Regions from separate parts of the Homo sapiens genome. Here region 2 is linked to region 1. Evidence: read pairs that join two places in POLR2A ChIA-PET (ENCODE). Cell type or tissue: endothelial cell of umbilical vein. All regions are shown on one strand.

Region 1 (2,500 bases):
CGCCTTGGTGAGCAACATGCCACGGCCAGGGCAGCGCACACATGTCCACATGCTGACCCGCAGCCCACAGTGCTGCCTGCCTTGGTGCCCTCCCTGTGCCACCCCCCTGGTCCCCCCACTTCCCAGGTCCTACCTCCTCTTTTGTTGTTGTTACTGTTGTTTTGTTTTTTTTGAGATGGAGTCTCACTCTGTTGCCCAGGCTAGAGTGCAGTGGTGTGATCTTGGCTCACTGCAACCTCTGCCTCCTCCCAGGTTCAAGCAATTCTCCCACCTCAGCCTCTGGAGCAGCTGGGATTACAGGGGTGCGCCACCATGCCCGGCTAATTTTTTTGTATTTTTAGTAGAGACAGGTTTCGCCATGTTGCCCAGGCATGACCTCAGGTGATGTGCCCGCCTCAGCCTCCCAAAGTACTGGGATTACAGGTGTGAGCCACTGCGCCCGGCCCTACCACGTCTTTAGGACTCACTGCAGGACACCGCAGGCTGGACTCCTCTTTTGTCACCCTGTGTTACAATCACCAGCTCATGTGACTGTCCCCCACTATATGCAGTGAGTCCTTGGAGACAGGGACCCTGTCCTGCTGTACATCCAGAGCCTGACAGAGGCCCTGATCTGAGTGAGCTGCCCGAATTGCTGAATGGACAGAAGAACAACCCTCTGAATGGTGGAAACAGCTGCCTCCGAGGCACCAGCCACACGGTCTGGCTTTGGTCAATCCTGCACGATTCCGCAAGGTAAGTCTCACACCCATTCTTACAGATGTGGAAACCAAGGCTCAAAGAGGCTGAGTAACTTGTCCAGGATCCAGGTTGGAAGCCAGATTCCAAACTCAGGGTCTTCCTTGGATGCTGGAAACCTGGGAGTGGAGGAAGGAGGGTGGTCTTGAGGACAAAGAGGAACATGGCAGGGGGGCTTCGTGGGCGATAGGAGAGGACGCTGTCCCCATTCCCTGTCTGTCCGCAAGGCAGCCTGGAAATGCTGTGCCTCAGGCAGGGTCCTACACTGTCAGCCAAGAAAGCAAGGAGGCAGAGGCCGGAGAGAACAACCAGCAAGGGAGGCGTGGGTGGGCAGAGACCCAAGCGGGCGGAGGACCCGTCACTGTTCTGCTGCCGGCTGCATTCGTGGTGGAGGATCTGGGGGCATCATGGGCCTCCGGGTGCCCACACCCACCTTCCCCCACTGCCTGCTGTCAGCCCAGACCCCAGGGCCCCACCCTCACTGGGCCACAGGGAACGTCATCTCTCCCTAAGCTGCAGCTTCCCAGAACAATCGCTGCGTTTCCCCAACCTGCCCGGAAAGGGGAATGAGTGCAGCTGCTTCCTCTCCCCACCTGGCACGTCACCAAACCTGCGACTGTCCACCCAGCTTCCTCTGGTTCCACAGATGCTCGGGCCGAGCCTGGCACACAGGGGCCCTTAACAAACTCGCGGAGCGAATGGTGTGCCAAGGAAGCAAGAAACTCCCACCAAAGCGACCCGCCAATCTGCAGGGTCTCAAAAAAAAAAAAAAAAAAATTGGTTCCCTCGCCACCGGAAATCACCTACATAAGGCTCTGAAACTGTCTTTTCTGGCCAGGCACGGTGACTCACGCCTGTAATCCCAACACTCTGGGAGGCCAAGGAGGGTGGACTGCTTCAGCTCAGGAGTTTGAGACCAGCCTGGCAATAGGGTGAAACCCCAACTCTACAAAAAATACAAAATACAAAAATATATATATATCTGGGCGTGGTAGTGCATACCTGAGGTCCCAGCTACTCAAGAGGCTGAGGTGTGAGGATCCCCGAGCCTGGGAGGCAGAAGCCGCAGTGAGCTTTGTCCCCAGCCTGGGTGACAAAGCAAGACTCTGTCTCAAAAACAAACGACAAAAAACCTGTCTGTTCTCACCTGGTGGTCTGAAAATCTCTACCACACGCCCCCACACCCCTTCTCCCAGATACCTAAACCAAATCCTGGAGTCAGATTGATTTCGGTGATGACTTTTATCAAGCACTTACTATATACCGGGTATCATCAAAGCTCCCAGTGGTTTTGCACACACATGCCACCTTCCGCCAGTGACATTTATTCCCTTCTTCCCTTCCTCCTCCCTCTCCAGTGCTTACACATCCCAAGGCCCAGTTTCAGCATCACCTCCTCCAGGAAGCCTTCCCAGATTCACCTGCTGAGAGTAAACCCTGATCCCCAAGGCCAGAACCTTGCTGGCCTCTAAGCACCTTTCTCACCCTCTGCCTAGTATAATATATTATTTGTGAGTTCTCTCTTTCCTTCGCGAGAGCACCGGAAGCAAACCCTCACAGGCCAGGTTAAGGATTCTAAATTCCACCGTGTGTTTCCACTTGGAAGCAGGAAGGTGCATCCAAGGTGAGGCCTGGCCCTGCTACGGGGCCTGGGATCTCTGCGATCAGAAGGAGAGCACCAGGCAGCTCCCTCTACCCGGGGGCACTCTTATACCCGCATTTCACAGATGGAAACTGAGGCTCAGAGAGGTCACAAGGTCCG
Region 2 (2,500 bases), 120 kb before region 1:
GCAAACAACACATGTTTGAGTCAGGAACAGGAGCAGACAGAAGGAACATCTTGGGGCTGAGACAGGTAGTGTGAGCTCCTGAGGAAAGCCAGTGGGAGAAGTGAGCTGGGACTGTGACTGTCCAGTGGGCCCCATGGACCCTACAGCATGTCGACCCTCAAGTGAGGAGAGGTGTTCCGAAATCTCCTATGGCAGGTGGACTGACCCTTAGGACGAGACAGTGAGTCTTCATCCTAGACTGACAACCCTCTCCTCCTGTTGAGGCCACAGGGAGAGACAGCTCCCCTCTTTACACCTGGGACTGTGTCTCCTCTACGTTGTTGATTCTTGTGTTCACATCAACTGCCTTCAGTCTCATTGTTCTCCTATTGGGAAAGCGTGGGGCGTGGCCATCAGTCTGGTTGTCAACACTGGGGCAGAGGAAGTTTCTTCTTGAATCTGCCTTTGCCTCCAATGCCTAAACCATCTCCCACTCCAGATTCTTTTTCTCCATGGCTCTTTTCAGATTTTCTTAGGCAAAAGTCATCACATCATATGATGCCCACGATTATTTTGAGATCCAAACCAAATCATGCTTAGCCTCCTCCTAGCTTACTGTGCTCACGTAGGGAAATTGCTGCCAGGGCAGAGATAGCTGCTTCAGACTCTGACTGTGCACTTTCTTGATGCCGCTATCCTATGGCAATAGCTCAGGACTTCAACAAACAGGTCAGTGACACTCCAGCCCTTTGCAGCTTCGAGCCACTGGGAGCTAGACCCCTGGCATTGTTGTGGGGTGCCGCCCTTCCCTTCTGCCCTGAGTCTCCCCAGGAACTCTGTGAACTCACAGATGGTCACTCCATGAATGTGTGTTCTTCATGAGTGCTCTGAGTACTTGCGACTTTTGTTTTTGTTTTCATCAGTGTGGGGAGCTGGCTGAAAGGACACTCTGACCTATGGGAAGTCATTACCTTTGGAGATGGCTTCCATGGCACTCTGAGTCACTCTCATACCACACACGTGGAACCATCCTGGGATAAATAATTCTTAAAACCCTACCCCATTTCCTGGCAGCGTGAAGCTCATGGTGCGCGGGGGTTGTCCAGGAGCGAGGTGTTGCAATACCAAGGGGGCAGGTTGAAGAATGAACCACTGTGCCAGGGGAAGCTTGCATGTGACCTCATCATGTCGAGGCTGAGTCTGCTTCTACAGGGAGAGGAGCCGGACCACAGACAATGCTAGGGAGAGCAGCTGACCTGGGGGAGCTGGGGGAAGGTTGCCCTGGAAGTTGTGACAAACGCCAGTCAGATTCTAGTGGGAATGCTGTTTGCTGACTCCTTTGCCGAAACCCCAGCTGTGCTGGGAACTGACCTCATTCATGAAGTAAACATTGAATCAGATACCAGCAGCCCTAACCCTGGTTGAGTGGAAATAACATGGACGTTTCCATAATTATGAAGCTGCCAATTGGATTTGGCAAGAGAATCTCCAAATATGTCAATCGGAATGAGTTCATTACCTCTTCTTGCCAACTTAATCAGAAGCCAATTGCCTTGTTGCGGTTGAAATTATTTGTATGAAAATGCTTTACTTACATTTTAGTTTTTATATTCCAAATAATGTACTGGAAAGCAGCGTAGTCTAGCAACTGGAAGACAATATTGGGAATCCGTCGATTGGCGCCCAGTCCTGGCTACATCTGTGGCTCGCTGTGCCAGCAGTAACCGCACTCAGCCTCGTAATCCTGTTATTGGGAGGCGGGGGCTGGGCAGCGAGGTCCTGTCTCATGACACGATCTTGGTGAGAAATCTTGGGGCCTGGTGTTTGTGTGTTCTGCCTCGTGGCCACAGACACTGACTGCAGGTTCACACGGTCCACTTGGGATTACTTAGAGGCTGTGCACTCAAGTTACAGGTTCTTCAGGCTCTGGATGTCCCTTCTCTCCTCACTCCTTCCTTTGCACGCAGTTCTTTCAGGAGATGAAAGAGCTGTTTGTTACTCCTTAGTAGCTGAGACCACTGTTTGCAATGCAGTTTCACAGTTTGGGGGAGAAATCATTTCCAATTATTCCTTTCTTATCCTCATTTATTTACAGAAGCAGCAGAACATTACCATTCAGAGCCTGAACCATGGAGTCAGACTGCCTGAGTTCAAACCCCAGCTCTGCCCTTTAGAAGAGGGGTGACCTGTCTATGGCCATTGCACCCTGAACGTGCCAGATCTTGTCTCATCTTGGAAGCTAAGCAGGGTTGGGCTTGGAGGGGAGGAGGGTGAACCTCAGTTCAGGTTACTTAGCCTCTCTCCTGTGCCTCCATTTCCTCATCTATAAAAAATGGAATGAGGCCAGCACCTACGTCAGGGGTGTGTGAGAGGAAACAGTTCATTTCTGCAAAGCACTGAGAACGTAGCAAGGGCTCAGTAAGGATCTCCAGCCTTTGTATTAGTCCATCTGTGCTGCTCTAACAAAATACCACAGACTGGGTCATTTATCAACAATACAGGTTCACTTCTCAAGAGTTCT

What was found. ChIA-PET counts read pairs that join two places held together with the same protein. Peaks named below come from ENCODE experiments on the same cell type or tissue, not always from the same donor. Only the 100,000 strongest peaks of a DNase experiment are listed, where the experiment ranks them.
Region 2: POLR2A ChIA-PET joins it to region 1 with 10 read pairs; 6 of 35 experiments call an interaction of 5 or more read pairs at or near these places.

Annotation. Positions count from the first base shown.
Region 1 is chr1:9,316,853-9,319,352 of GRCh38, reverse strand. All of the region lies in intron 1 of SPSB1 (splA/ryanodine receptor domain and SOCS box containing 1), which reads right to left. Among named protein-coding and RNA genes, the nearest start is that of SPSB1, 25 kb to the right of the region's middle. RefSeq lists enhancers at 665-1,209, 1,210-1,754, 568-1,767 and a silencer at 2,372-2,500. In endothelial cell of umbilical vein, no CTCF peak of the experiment used is centred here; a DNase peak (open chromatin) is centred at 1,312; H3K27ac peaks cover 1,952 bases.
Region 2 is chr1:9,437,446-9,439,945 of GRCh38, reverse strand. It overlaps the pseudogene RNA5SP40. Among named protein-coding and RNA genes, the nearest start is that of LINC02606, 9.7 kb to the right of the region's middle. In endothelial cell of umbilical vein, no CTCF peak of the experiment used is centred here; a DNase peak (open chromatin) is centred at 1,275; H3K27ac peaks cover 1,350 bases.